Linked DNA regions of Homo sapiens: region 2 is linked to region 1. Evidence: read pairs that join two places in POLR2A ChIA-PET (ENCODE). Cell type or tissue: OCI-LY7. All regions are shown on one strand. Each heading gives the region's core, and the rest is flanking DNA. Links, peaks and the distances in the headings are about the cores only.

Evidence for each region. Peaks named below come from ENCODE experiments on the same cell type or tissue, not always from the same donor. Only the 100,000 strongest peaks of a DNase experiment are listed, where the experiment ranks them.
Region 2: POLR2A ChIA-PET joins it to region 1 with 11 read pairs; 2 of 35 experiments call an interaction of 5 or more read pairs at or near these places.

What each region holds. Positions count from the first base shown.
Region 1 is chr18:9,062,478-9,070,348 of GRCh38, reverse strand. LOC124904243 (a long non-coding RNA gene) reads left to right here and starts at 4,558. Exons shown (of 2, transcript XR_007066278.1): 1 at 4,558-5,011; 2 at 7,591-7,871. RefSeq lists an enhancer at 3,478-3,697. In OCI-LY7, for the core only: no CTCF peak of the experiment used is centred there; DNase peaks (open chromatin) are centred at 3,328, 3,778 and 4,378; H3K4me3 peaks cover 1,033 bases; H3K27ac peaks cover 4,939 bases.
Region 2 is chr18:9,425,181-9,433,051 of GRCh38, reverse strand. No RefSeq gene overlaps it. Among named protein-coding and RNA genes, the nearest start is that of RALBP1, 46 kb to the left of the region's middle. In OCI-LY7, for the core only: no CTCF peak of the experiment used is centred there; no DNase peak of the experiment used is centred there.

The sequences.
Region 1 (7,871 bases), core at 1,115-6,114:
ATCACTAATTCACAGATACCATTTAAATAGTTGCAGGAGCCTTCATTGCCCTAGATTTCTATATCTTAGAACTGTAAATATCCCTAAACAATTTAAAGCCTACAGCTGAGCCTGAACCCCAACAAGGACTTTTTTTGTTTTTGGGGCAGTCTGGCGAGACCCTTAACTCTATTCTCTTACTCTGTTTACAACTATGTTATTTATTACCAATCTCAGTGGAACTGCTTTCCTTCCTTGTGTAGAGCCTTACATATTTCACAGAGCACACGGGTCCCTGGTAATTTTCCTTCTCGAAGCAGGGCACCCTCCTGCTGCCCAAATATCAGGACAGTGTTCTGCGTGAGTGGGACGGGCCTGGAGAGGAGTGACGGCCTTCCCTTCCACGCGGTCTCTCTCCTCAGTCGTCCCTCTCTGCTTCCTCCTTCCTTCGCCCACCTGCTGCAGCTTATCCCAGAGGAAGTGGAACTGACAAACCATTGCTAAAAATACCCCCAGCTTGCCTCCTCAAGGGGGTGTCCCGTGAGGAAATGAGAAAATGAACGAGCAGTCTATAAGACCAACGAGGGCTACAGAAACACCAGAGGCTGTTTTTATGTTATGGATCCACTTCCAGTAACATTAGGGGCAGGGACTTGGTGAGGCAACCATGGCCTGCCCCTTACCAGCTGTGTGGCCTCAGGCAAATCATCAAACCTTTTGAAGCCTGGGTTAATTCATTTGTAAACTGGAAAATAATACCTACCATTCACAGCGTTCTTTAAGAATCAAAGCACACAGGCACTGTAGTGGAGACCTTGAAAACATCCTACCTACTATAAGTGATCCATAAATACCAATGGTTGAGTTTAAAAAATTTTTAAATTATTTTATTTATTTTTTTTAGGGAAGGTCTTGCTCTGTCCCTCAGGCTAGAGTGCTGTGGTGTGATCATAGTTCACTACAGCCTCGAACTCCTGCCTCAAGCCATCCCTCCGCCTCGGCCTCACAAAGCGCTAGGATTATAGGCACAAGTCACCGTGCCGGTCCCAAAGGTTGCTATACTCATATCTCCTCAGATTTTTTTGCCTTCGAAGGACCAGAAAAGTGGTGCTCAAGTTAAAGTTAAAAAGTTGAAGTTGGCCGGGTGTGGTGGCTCACGCCTGTAATCCCAGCACTTTGGGAGGCTGAGGTGGGTAGATCTCCTGAGGTCAGGAGTTTGGGACCAACCTAGCTAACATGGTGAAACCCTGTCTCTACTAAAAATACAAAAAATAGCCAGGTGTGGTGGCACACGCCTGTAATCTCAGCTACTCAGGAGGCTGAATCAGGATAATAGCTTGAACCCGGGAGGCGGAGGTTGCAGTGGGCTGAGATAGTGCCACCGTACTCCAGCCTGGGCAACAAGAACAAAACTCCATCTCAAAACAAAACAAAACAAAACAAAAAAAGTTAGTTTCCCTTAAGTTATAGTTAAAATGTTATGCCCTTTAACACCCGTGAGTTGTGGGGCAAATGGATGAAAGGCAAGAAATTTGGGGCAGAGGAGCCTTCTTGGTACAGACTCTCATATCACATCGTGTAAATTGCAGTGACATTGCACTGTATTGGGTGACTTTCCGTACTTGAAATTTGGCTTCACAGTGGCCAGTGTCACGATGAGCTCCATGATGGTCTAGTATTCCATTTTAAGTTAACAATGTTTTCAAAGCACAGAGGTTGCTTACCACTTTATGAGTCTCACTGGAATACTGTCTGCTCATCTGCTGGAAATCACCTTCTCCCTTAGTTTATGTCCTTCTGAGTCATAGAAGGCAGGCAGACCTCAGGTGCAAAAGGCATTGATGGTAAAGGTGTGGGAGGAGGAGGGACATAAGAGACTGGAGGAGAAAGGCAAGGCGTGGGAGAGACAGTGGAGAGCTGGAAGAGGAACTTTCTTATTGTGTTTTTAGGGGAAATGTTTCATCAAAGGCTGCTGTGCCTACCACTCCTAATGGATGAGATGATTTTAGGTGGTAAACAGTTGAACATATGAAATTTCAGAACAAAAAATGAAAAAAGATGAAAATAAAATAAATTTAAAAAAGAAATAAAATGTCAGGTCATGCGTGGTGGCTCACACCTGTAATCCCAGCACTTTGGGAGGCCGAGGCAGGTGGATTGCTTGAGTTGAGGAGTTTGAGACCGGTCTGGGCAAGGCGGCAAAACCATGAGAACAGATTGGGGTTGGGTTGGGCTCAGTTTCTGACATAATCGTTCAGGATTGGAAGGCATGTGAGGCAAAGGTCCTTAGGAGTAAACTTGTCTAATAAACGAGCTCTTTGCCCAGGTAAGCAAACTGCCTGCCCAAATACATTGATTTGCAGGAATTTTCTGAAGCAAATTGCCAAGTTACATATTGGCTTACAGTCTTATTTTCCTGGGCGAGTGTTTCCTGGAAAAAAAGCTGTGTCATATTGACATTGATGGACTCAGTGCTTATAATTATTTGTTTAGTTAATGTGTGTTTGAAAATATATAACTAGGCCGGGTAAGGTGGCTCACACCTGTAATCCCAGCACTTTGGGAGGCCAAGGTGGGCAGATCACCTGAGGTCTGGAGTTCCAAGACCAGCCTGGCCAACATGGTGAAACCTCGTCTCTACCAAAAATACAAAAATTATCCATGTGTGGTGGTGCACGCCTGTAATCCCAGCTACTTGGGAGACTGAGGCACAAGAATCACTTGAACCCAGGAGGCGGAGGTTTGCACTCCAGCCTAGGCAACAGAGTGAGACTCTGTCTCAAAAAAAAAAAAAAAAAAAGGAAAGAAAGAAAGAAAAGAAAATATATAACTAGTGACATTTTGAGGTGGATGATTCAAATAAAATAAAAAACTAAACAAAAAATAAAAAAAAAAGTAAATATATAACTAGCATATCCAACCACTGATCTTGAAGGTAATATTATTTAGGGCAACACTGAAGAATATTGGGTTTAAAGTTAAAAACTAAGTGATTTAAAGAAAAATACATTAAATAACTAATAGTACGGATGATACTTATTTATCTATGACAAAAATTGTGACCACTATAAATGAAAGACTGAAATGTGAAAAGCACGGCTCAACACTGTCAGAATATCTCGGTAGGGTCTAGGCTAGAGGACAGCCCTAGCACAGGGGAAGGTGTGTAACTCATAGGTGAATCATCAGAAAGAACCAGGGGAAGAGAGTGGGGTTGCAGAGCTGGTCACCTGATCTGGGAGGGACATGAACACCCACTGGGTTTGGTGTCATTTCTGTTGTGCAAATGAACTGAGAATTAGAAAAGTCCCCCTGGCTGGAAACAGAGTTTGTAGTGGACCTACTTGGGTCTAAAGCTTTCAAATAGGAAGTAACAGTTGGGTTGGAAGATCCCATGAAAGGCGGTTGGGTTCCCCAAGAGAGGCACCTGCCATCGCGGTCACCAGGCCCCACTGAGAACAGGCCAGGTGCCAACTGAACAGCATAGTGAAGAGGGGCTGAAATTCATTTAAGGTCAAGCCAGCCTATATGGCTTGGTGAGGAATATTTTGGACAAACTGAGAAGGACAGAAGGCAAAGGCAAGGGCAGCTTCTGGTTTTCTAGGAGTCTGAGCCAAAGAAACTTCCAGGGTGGAGCTGGTATAGGGAAAAGGTAACATCCAAATCAATGCAGGCCAAGGTTAGCTTGAATCCAAGAAGAGGAACCTTTGGGACCAGACAGGGTAGGGCCTTAGGTAGAAACCCCAGCAACCAGGGCAGAATTCTGAGCAACTGCTGTTCTCAGGTGGCTGCTGAGACCAAATAAAGCTTGGTCCTGAGTCAGCGGCTGATGTAGTAAAAAGGGAGCAAGCACGGATGTGGGTTCTGAAAGTTGCTAAGAATCTCACTACCGGGAATCACCTGGGGGCCTAAACCTTAGGTAGCTTTACCAGCATTCTATTCCAGCCAAATCCTAGAGTAAAACCTAGAGAATCCTGAAAGAAGACATTCTAAAAGTAACCGTAGGCCAGGCGCCATGGCTTATGCTCATAATCCCAACACTTAGGGAGGCCGAGGCGGGAGGGTTGCTTGAGCCCAGGAGTTCAAGGCTGCAGTGAGCCAGTGAGCTTGGGAGATAGAGCGATACCTTGTCTCAAAAAAAAAAAAAAAAAAAGTAATCCTAGCCCTAGTACCTTTCCTTCAAGACAAGGACAAAATATTGTTGATATTCTGCAAATCCACGATTTCTAGTGGTTCTTGTAACAGCTGCAGTGTTACTCACTGCCTTGTTAACTCCTTGTTAGCTCCCCCGACCAGTGTTGCACGTTGCACTGTGGCTGGAGCATGGCTGCATGGTCAGACTGTTTAGGTACACATGAATGTTCCATCATTCAGTACTCAGAGCACCTCAGACAAGTCACTTACCCTCACTGAGGCTGAGATTTTTGCATTTGTACCTACTTCGTGGAGGTACTGTGAAGTGGGAGTGACAGAATTTATGTAGAATGCTCAGCACATGGTGAGCACGTCATAAATATTAGCTGTTAGCTCTTACTTTATTTATTCATTTATTTATTTTAATCTTTTTTTTCTTTCTAGCTCTCATTTTAATAAAGCTTTAAGGGGATTTTTGATTTGGGATTTTTACTTCCCCTGGACCTGGAGGAAGAGAAAGGAAGGTCAATGAGAGCGTGATGACGGTGCAGAGGCACCTAGGCAAAGCTCTGTGGCCTTTGGGAAAAGACACTACTTGGCTCAGGGCATTAAATACATGTGTGACCTTAATTCTTCTGTCAAAACAACAACAACAAAATCCCCAAACTATGAAAAGCCACAGACTTCTAGGAATAGAAGACAAAAGGAGGAAGGAGGAGGAGGAGGAAGATACCAAGGGGAAAATGATGTGAAAAGCTGATTTTGTAGCCCTGAGCATATAGGAAAAGCCTCCATGGTGATGACTTCTTTGAATAAATGTTGCTTAAAGAAAAAGAAGGCACCAGAAAGAGCAGAAAACAACTGGGTGAATGAAAGAAGAATGTCATGCAGAGGAGAGGTATGTGCAAATGCAGATATTCCATGAAAAGCTATAGCTTTTTTTTTTTTTTTTTTCTTTAGGGAGTTTCACTCTTGTTGCCCAGGCTGGAGTGCCATGGCATGATCTCAGCTCACTGCAACCTCCACCTCCCAGGTTCAAGCGATTCTCCTGTGTCAGCCTCCTGAGTAGGTAGGATTACAGGCACCCACCACCATGACTGGCTAATTTTTGTATTTTTAGTAGAGACAGGGCTTCACCATGTTAGCCAGGCTGGTCCCAAACTCCTGACCTCAGGAGATCTACCCACCTCAGCCTCCCAAAAGTGCTGGGATTATAGGCGTGTGCCACCACACCTGGCTAATTTTGTCTTTTTAGTAGAGACAGCGTTTCATCATGTTGTTCAGGCTGGTCTCGAACTCCTGACCTCAGGTGATCCACCCACCTTGGGCTCCCAAGGTGCTGGGATTACAGGCGCGAGCCACCGCCTGTATAGATTTTATGTGAGTATAATTGTAATTTTGTGAAACATGTATCTACATTCATAATAATTAGAAGAAAATTTAGAATAATTAAAATAAATTGTTCGGTAAATATTTAAAGATACTTAATCACCTAAAAAGTATAAAACAGCCTATAATCCCAGCACTTTGGGAGGCCGAAGAAGGTGGATTGTTTGAGTTCAGGAGTTTGATACCTGCCTGGGCAACATGGCAAAACCGAATCCCTAGAAAAAAAAATACAGAAAATTAGTCAGGTGTGGTGGCGTGCCTGTGATCCCAGCTACTCAGGAAACTGAGGTGGGAGGATCGCTTGAGCCCAGGAGGTTGAGACTACAGTGAGCTGTGGTTGTGCCACTGCACTCCAGCCTGGGCAACAGAGCAAGACCCTGTCTCAAAAACAACAACAACAACAACAACTGTTTAAACAAAAAAAGACAAAACTGTGTTCCCATAGGAACGTTGTTTTTGTTGAGTCCCAGGCTATAACTTTTTTTACAATTTTATTTTATTTACTTATTTATTTAGGATACAGAGTTTTACTGTCAGAGGCTGGAGTGCAGTGGCACAATCTCAGCTCACAGCAACCTCTGCCTCCCGGGTTCAAGGAATTCTCCTGTCTCAGCCTTCCGAATAGCTGGAGTTACAGGCACCCGCCACTACGCCTGGCTAATTTTTGTGTTTTCAGTAGAGACAGGGTTTCACCATGTTTGCCAGGCTAGTCTTGAGCTGCCGACCTCAGGTTATCTGCCCATCTCGGCCTCCCAAAGTGCTGGGATTACAGGTGTGAGCCACAGCGCCTGGCCCGAGGCTATTATTTTTGATAAGAAAATGTTTTGTGATTTTGCATTTGCCTAGGAAGGCAATGACTGACACATCTGACACATTTATAATCACAAATTAAAACAAAAGCACCAGAACTCCCCAGGTCAGATAGGATGCTGGGTATGCCAAATTGGAGCATGCAGGATGTCAGACGACTTCTCTGAGGGCACTTATATTTCCTTATTTCTTTATTCGCATCTGGTTCTCCTTTGTTACTCTGTAATGCCCTATACTTCTCCAAATACAGCACTTACCCACTGTATTATAAGTACCTGTTGATTTGTCTCTCTCTCCCCCTTGAACTGCAATTGAAAAAAGTAAATGATAAATATGAGTAGAATTAATGAATTCAACAACAATTTATTAGATACCTAGTGTATGACAGACAGCTTTTAGGCATTGGGGTTTGGAGCACAGTGGCAAATAGAATCCCTGACTTCATGGAGTTTTTATTGTAGTCAGAGGAAACAGATCATAACAAGGAAATAGACATCTTCACTACCTCAGATAGTGATAAGTGCTATGGATAAAAATAACACAGGGGGCTGGGCATGGTGGCTCACGCCTGTAATCCCAGCACTTTGGGAGGCCTAGGTGGGAAGATTACTTGAGCTCAGGAGTTCGAGACCAGCCTGGGCAACATGGCGAAACCCCATCTCTACTAAAAATACAAAAATTAGCCAGGCACGGTGGTGGGCGCTTGTAATCCCAGCTACTAAGAAGCCTGAGGTGGGAGAATCGCTTGAACCCGGGAGGTGGAGGTTGTAGTGAGCCAAGATTGCATCATTGTACTCCAGCCTGGGCGACAGAGTGAGACTCTGTCTCAAAACAAACAAACAAATAAAGCAATGGGGAATGCTGGGGTAGGGGAGCCCTGAAGAAGCAGCAGGAATAAGCCCCGTGGACAGCTGGTGGAGGGGGCATCCGGGCGGAGGGAGGGGTTGTGCATATGCCAAGGGCCAGGCATGGGCATTTGTGTTCCAGGTATTGGGGGGTGGGGCATGGGGAGGCCGTGAGAGGACAGTAATCAGATCAAAGAGATGTAGGACCTTGCACGTCACTACAAGGAGTTAGCTTTCTTCTCTTCTTCCTCCTCCTCCTCCTCCTCCTCCTTCTTCTTTCTTTGGCTAAAGCTGTCCTCCCCTCAGCCTCTTGAGTAGCTGGGACTACAAGTGTTCACCACCACACCTGGCTGGCCTTCTATTCTGAATGAGTTAGGAGTCAATGGGAGGTTTTGAGTAGGAAGAGATATGATGTGGTTTTCCATTTGGAAAGGACCCTGTGGCTGCTGAATTGAGAATGGTGTGAGAAAGTAAAGACTGAAGCAGAAAAACAGTTTGGAGGCTACTGCAACAATCCAGGCAAGAAGTGATGGTGGCTTCATCATGGAGGAAGGGAGCCACTCAGGTTCTGGATAGCCTGGGAGGTTGAGCAAGCCATGAAATGGGAGAGAAAAAGAGGAATCAAGCCTGATTCCGAGACTGCTGGCAGGAGCGCCTGGAAGGATGATGGTTACCTTCTCTATGGAGGGGAAGGTATGGGAGAAGACAGCATGG
Region 2 (7,871 bases), core at 1,697-6,696, 360 kb before region 1:
TCCAGCTTGGGTGACAGAGCAAGACTCCATCTCAAAAAAAAAAAAAAAAAGAATTAGACATGTGATTTAGGCGGGGACACAAATCCAAACCATATCGTACATATATAAGGAAAGCACCCAGATCAACTTAGTCTTACTGGCTGTGAAATTCTATAAAGCTCAACAGTGGTAAAAAGTATCTGCTCACAGTTGAAATCTGGCTAACAGAGGCAAAGGACTTTATAACTGATATGAGACCTACTGATATCACAAATGACAACATCTTTGTAGACCAAGTTTACTTTTTAGAATATGGAATTCTTTTTTTTTTTTTTTTTTTTTTTTTGAGACGGAGTCTCGCACTGTCGCTGGGCTGGAGTGCAATGGCGTGATCTTGGCTCACTGCAACCTCTGCCTCCCGGGTTCAAGCAATTCTCCTGCCTCAGCCCCCCTAGTAGCTGGGATTACAGGTGCCCTCTCACCACACCTGGCTAATTTTTTGTATTTTTAGTAGAGAGGGGGTTTTGCTATGTTGGCCAGGCTGGTCTCAAACTCCTGACTGCCCTTGTGATCCACCCACCTCAGCCTCCCAAAGTGCTGGGATTACAGGTGTGAACCACTGCACCCGGCCAGAATTTTGTTTTAATTTTAAAAAGAAGGCTCAGTGCAGTGGCTCATGCATGTAATCTCAGCACTTTGGGAGGCTGAGGCAGGAGGATTGCTTAAGGCCAGGAATTCGAGATTAGCCTGGGCAACGCAGCAAGACCTAATCTCTTCAAGAAAATTGAGAATTAGCCAGGCATGGTAGCACATGCCTGTAGTCCCAGCTACTCAGGAGGCTGAGGCAGGAGGCTGACTTGAGCCCAGGAGTTTGAAGCTAAAGTGAGCTATGATGGTGCCACTGAACTCCAGCCCAGGTGACAGAATGAGACCCTATCTCAAAAAAAAAAAAAAGAAAAAGAAAAAAAAGCCAGGCGCCGTGGCTCACACTTGTAATCCTAGCACTTTGGGAGGCCAAGGCAGGCAGATCACTTGAGGTCAGGAGTTCAAAACCAGCCTGGCCAACATGATGAAACCTGGTCTCTACTAAAAATACAAAAAAATTAGCTGGGTGTGGTGGCCAGCACCTGTAATCCAAGCTACTTGGGAGGCTGAGGCACAAGAATCATTTGAACCCAGGAGGCAGAGGTTGCAGTGAGCTATTTTGCCATTGCACTCCAGCCTGGGCGACAGAGAGAGACTCCATCTCAGAAAAAAAAAAAAAAAAGAAAAGAAAAGGAAAAAGAGCAAACAAAAATACTTTCACTATAAGACTGGAATGTTGAAAGAGAATCAGTTTTCTAAATAAATAATTCACTGGGAGGCCATTAGACTGAGGAGGCTTCAGCACCCTGGCTTCCTAGTAAGCAAACGAAACCCACCTCAGTGTCAACGGTCATATCGTAGGCCAATCGGAACTAACTTCTAACTAGGGACTTTTGCTGGATGAATTTCTTTGCCTTGCTTCTGTATTCACGTTGTCAAAACCCCAGTGTCCCTTCAGTGGTGCCCCAAGCTACTTAAGGTCTGGTGCTGCCCAATTCATGAATCTGTCTACTCAAGAAACTCTTTAAAATTTTAATGTGCCTTAGTTTATATTGTAACAGGGTGATATGGGTTAAGGAAAAGAAACCTTATAAAAGAGGTGATTAGTGAAATGTTGGATATGAAGCAGAGGTGATCGCCCTTGCTGCTAAAACCATTAGCTATGTAAAAGCATTCTGCACAGCACATTTTAAAATTAATTACTGCTTGTTAATACAGGTTGAGTATCACTTATCCAAAATGCTAGAGACCAGAAGTGTATGGAATTTTGGAAATTTTTGGATTTTGAAATGTTTGCACGTACATAATGAGATATCTTGGGGATGGAATATCTAAACACAAACCCTATTTATGCTTCACGTACAGCTTATACACATAGACTGAAGATAATTTTACACGATACGTTAAAATGATTTTGTGCATGAAATGAAATGTTATTTTATTACCCTTTGTGGACATGCTTGCCTGGGGGAATCTGGGAATGAGTGGAAAATATCTATTGCAGCTAAGGGGCTGGGAAGGTCTTTTTTCCCTTGGAGCCACTGGATAAACCATGCGTTGTGTGCCTGTGTTTTCACTGAGACCCTTTGCATGAGGTCAGGTGTGGAGTTTTCCATTTGTGGCGTTAGGCTGGCACTCTAAAAGTTTCCGATTTTGGAGCATTTCCAATTTCAGATTTTCAGATTAGGGAGGCTCAACCTGGAGAGCAGCATTTGAAAAAAATAATAAAAAGTGTTCCTTAAGGAGTATGAATCTAGAAAGTAAATGTTTTCCCTGCACTTGATAATTTAGTGAAATCAAATGCAGAGAAAATAACTGACCTCCTTGTAAATAAAACCAATTTAGTTTTTAAAAAAGTGCCTACTGGGAAATGGGGAGCGCCTCTGCCCGGCCGCCCCGTCTGGGAGGTGAGGGGCGCCTCTGCCCGGCCGCCCCGTCTGGGAGGTGAGGAGCGCCTCTGCCCGGCCGCCCCGTCTGGGAGGTGGGGGGCGCCTCTGCCCGGCCGCCCCGTCTGGGAAGTGTACCCAACAGCTCCGAAGAGACAGCGACCTTCGAGAACGGGCCATGATGACGATGGCGGTTTTGTCAAAAAGAAAAGGGGGAAATGTGGGGAAAAGAAGGAGAGATCAGATTGTTACTGTGTCTGTGTAGAAAGAAGTATACATAGGAGACTCCATTTTGTTCTGTACTAAGAAAAATTCTTCTGCCTTGAAAAAAATAAAATAAAATAAAATAAAAAATAAAAAAGTCCCTAAAATTGTGATTTGCAAATATGGACACTTTCACTATTGTATCAGACTTTGCCCAAAAAAGTGAGTATCTGTTTTATATGGTACTTACATGGACAGAGTTAAGACAACCGAGATCTGACTCAGTTTGCCTTTTTAAAAATGTCCTAGTCATTATAGCTTCATACCTTTATACAAGTGACCTTTCTAATAGTGGCTCATGAGCAATTACAATAGAAACAGTCAAATTCCCAAGGCTAGGAATGTAAAATGAATCCAACTGTTTAGAGGTGGAAGCTTCTAAAAAAGAGCAATCTGCTATCTTTGAGTTGTTTGCCATCTTGTCATTTGTCCTCGTTTGCTCTAAGTACCCGCATTGTTCTGCATTCCTGAGTTTTTGGATGTCCCAGGGACTGGTCCTTGTTTAGAGCAATGTTCTAGTGTTCGTCATGCAAATGTGGTTTTGCTTTAAACATGAATTCAATGTGTTTGCTGATTTGCAGATGCCTTGATTGTTCATCATACAAACCTAGCTCTGAGGACCTCATGAATTGTGAAATGGGTAATGCTTTAAAACAAAGGAGGTTGTTATTTTGTTCTCCTACTTTGAGCATTATTTTTTTGGCATTTGCCAATGTCCAAGTAATTTCCCAGCTGTTGAATAGAGTTCTATTTCTTAACCCATAAATTTGCAACTTGAAAGGATGCTTGACTCAAGGGCTTCTGAAACTAACACAGTTTGAGATTGGCATTGCATAATAATAATTTGCCCTACATATTTGGTACCAGGTTTTGGATATTTTTGGCTACCTCTGACAACCAGAGTAATTGTTCTGTGTATGTCTTTCATTTGGCACATGAAAAGGTACAGATCCTGCCTGGAGACATGTGTACTCTTTTTGAGGGAATGAAATATTCCCAGAGCACTAACAGTCAGAGGCTTACTGAATTCAAGCCATGGCATTTCAACCCATGCAACAGTGCATGGGCCAAGAGTGTGGCCCCTCACACTGAGCTTTGACTGCCCGCCTAGATGGAAACAGCTCTCCACTGCTCCATTCTCTGGTGCACGTAGTTCATCGCCTCAAACACCATTCTCTGGTGTTCACAACACACTGGTGCTAGTGATGTTAGATTCAAAAATAACTAGCAGACAATTAACGTGTCCAGGCAATCTTGCATCATGGGGAGTGGTAGGACTGGCTGAGATTTGTATCGATGTGATTCATGCTGTCATGGTACGATCTGTATTTTTGCATATTTCTCTTCAAAATAAAAAGTCTGACATACCCCATTCCAAAAAGAGACTCTTACTCCCCTGGCTGAGGATCACTGCTTTAGGAAGCAACAGGGAAAATCTAGAAGTATCTGAAGAGGAGAGAAGAAAGGAGGAGGAGGCCCCAAATGTGAGTTTCCTGCTTTCTCAAGTGAGTCAAATTCTGACGGACATGGTCTTCCAACAGAAAATCATTATTAGGTTCAAACCCACTGTTTTACAATAAACATTACTAACTGCTTTGCCATATAAATGCCTGTAAACACATAAATATCTCATTAGAATCCTGCTAAACTTCCTTCAAGGGAAACAGAATCAATATTTAGCAGCTGGGCAAATTGCCAAAAATTCATATTAATTTCCCCTTGAGAGAACATGCCTTTCAGAGCCCTTATCCCACCATCAGAGAAGCCTCTGATACAGGCGGTGCCTAGGACACCACCAGATAGGCCGGTGACGCAGCCCTCTGTGAGGAAACACGTCAGTCAGTCCACCTGGTTGCTCTTTCCATCCCTCTCAAGCCTTCTGTCCTCTGTCTCAGCCATGTGAGCAGGGCGTTCTGGAGTAAACACACAGCAAACCACCACAAGCCAGGGAGGCCGCACACCCGCCCTCGTCTGCCTCTTTGTGATTTTAAGAGGTTGTTGTCTGTCGGGCCTCCGTCTCCTCGTCTGTTAAGTGAGGAGTTGATGAGCAGTGCCTCTCAGTCTCATACACTGAGGAACTCCAGTGGCAGAAGTGAGTTTCACCCAACCCAAGGGTCTAGGGATGAGGCCCAAATAACCTTGCCAATAGTGGGAATGTTTCTTTCAAGACTTACATTTTTATTTTTAGAATTTATGAGAATCTAACATTCTATTCTGTAATATAGCTGTGTTTATTTAAATATTAAAATAATGTCTTGCCAAGTGGGGTGGCTCACACCTGTAATCCCAACACTTTGGGAGGCTGAAGTGGGAGGATCACTTGAACCCAGGAGTCTGAGGTTGCAATGAGCTCTGATTACATCACTGTACTCCAGCCTGGATGACAGAGTGAGACCCTGTCTCAAAAATATAAAATAAAATAAAATAGTCTTAAATCACTTCCCATGAAATAAAGGTAATACGCTACATTCTTCTTGTGCCTTTGAGAACTGCCTGGCTTCTCCCCATGAGCCTGGGTACATGTGCCTCAGTTTAAGTGGCATGACTTGGGTGTGGGCCATCAGCAAGGTGCTTCCCGTAGTGTCATGCTGTGACAGGTGTGCTGGGTTGAATGCTGGCCCCACAAAGTTGTCCAGATCCTAATCTCCTATGAATATGACCTTGTGTAGAAAAGGGACTTGGCAGATGTCATTAAATTCAGTGTCTTGAGATGGGGAGATCAGCCTGGATTAGCTGCATGGACCCTATGTAATCACCAAGGCCCTTCTAAGAGGGACAGAGAGGAGTCACAGTTGGAGGAGAAGGAAGCAGAGACTGGAGTGATGCCCTTTGAAGGCCAAGGAAGGGGCCATGGGCCAAGGAATGTGACAGCTGTTGGAAGCAGGAAAAGGCAGAAAACGGATTCTCCCTTCAGCACCTCCAGGAAGAACCTGCCCTACTGACACCTTGACCTTAGTCCAGTGAAACTGACTTCAGACCTCTGGGCCTCCAGGACTGTTAGATTATAAGCTTGTGTTTTTTTAAGCCATCAGGTTTGTGGTGCTGATTTGCTACAGCAGAAACAGGAAATGAATATAAAATGGTATAAAAACCCAGCTTATTTCAGTAGTTTTTCTCAGTGCCAGAAATCCTTGTTCATAGATTCATTTTTTTTTACGCATTGCTAAGTAAATCAGAACAGTAGCTGCTTTTGTTCGGGCGTGCAGGTATACAAGACCATTTTCTCCTTCAGAGGACACATTGCTGGGTGCTCGTTTGAAGCCGACTCTCCTGTTAATGGCCTGACAGCTTACACTTTTTCTCTAAAGGAGGAGTCCATGAGACAAAAGAGTACATAAACAATTGTCCCTGCCCAGTCAATACACCCAGGCAGCCCTGGCCCGGAGGGCCTGTCTTAGCTCAGACTTGGTCAAGGAAGAGCAAGAAGATCCCCACGTGACATCTGCCAGAAGTCCCTCTCAGTCTTAACTGGCTTTGTCACTCTGCAGGAGTTAAGGGGCCAACTTCCGACTCCAGTCTCACCTCCAGTTTCTCACACTAATTTCTCTTGCAAAAATTTAACTGATTCATCCTAGGGAACTTTTCATTTTCATTATCGTGACACAATTTTCCCTCCTTCCTTCCTTCCTTCCTTCCTTCCTTCCTTTCTTTTTTCTTTCTTTCTTTCTTTCTTTTTCTTTCTTTCTCTTTCTTTTTTGTTTTGAGACGGAGTCTCGCTCTGTCGCCCAGGCTGGAGTGCAGTGGCATGATCTCGGCTCACTTCAATCTCCATCTCCTGGGTTCAGTGATTCTCCTGCCTCAGCCTCCTGAGTAGCTGGGACTACAGGCGCCCACCACCATGCCCAGCTAATTTTTTGTACTTTTAGAAGAGTCAGGGCTTCATCGTGTTAGCCAGGATGGTCTCTACCTCCTGACCTTGTGATTTGCCTGCCTCAACCTCCCAAAGTGCTGGGATTACAGGCATGAGCCACTGTGCCTAGCCTATGGTGACACAATTTTCAAGCAAAAGGTGAAATCAAGCAAATGTTTGCAGTTTATGACTAATCATTTTAACTGTACTTTTAAACAAATTAAATGTTTATTATTTAAATTTTTCATTATGAAACATTTCAAACATATTCCATAGTCCTGGACTACAGCCACATCTCATTGCCACCCTTCTCCCCAACCCAAAGCCTCCTTTGCATCTTCCTCTTGTATCCCCCAACTTTAACCAAAAAGTATGGGACACCTCTCCTCCCTCCCTGGCAACCAATCACACACCCATTACTATCCCATTAAAACCTAATCACCCTTACCCCACTTAATGCCAGTATCCCATCCCACAGCAGGCTTTAAGGGGACTGAAACCTGTTATCAGTTGCCTGCTACAGCACGGGCTTCTAAAGCCTATAAACTCTCCTTACAATTCCCCCATTTTACCTGTCCCAAAACTGGACAAGTCTTACAGGTTAGTTCAGGATCTGCACCTTATCAACCAAATTGTTTTGCCTATCCACCCTGTGGTGCCCAACCCATACACTATTTTGTCCTCAATACCTTCCTCCACAACTCACTATTCCATTCTTGATCTTAAAGATGCTTTTTTCACTATTCCCCTGAACCCCTCATCCCAGCCTCTCTTTGCTTTTACCTGGACTGACCCTGATACCCATCAGTCCCAGCAGCTTACCTGGGTGGTACTGCCACAAGGCTTCAGGGACAGCCCTCATTACTTCAGCCAAGCTATTTCTTATGATTTACTTTCTTTCCACCCCTCTGCTTCTCACCTTATTCAATATATTGATGGCCTTCTACTTCGTAGCCCCTCCCTTGAATCTTCTCAACAAGATACCCTTCTGCTCCTTCAACATTTATTCTCCAAGGAATATCAGGTATCCCCCTCCAAAGCTTAAATTTCTTCTCCATCCATTACCTACCTTGGCATAACTCTTCATGAAAACACACATACTCCCCCTGCCGATTGTGTCTGGCTGATCTCTCAAACCCCAACCCCTTCTACAAAGCAGCAACTCCTTTCCTCCCTGGGCATGGTTGGATACTTTCGCCTTTGGATACCTGGTTTTGCCATCCTAACAAAACCATTATATAAACTCACAAAGGAAAACCTATCTGACCCCATACATCCTAAATCCTTTCTCCACTCCTCTTTCCATT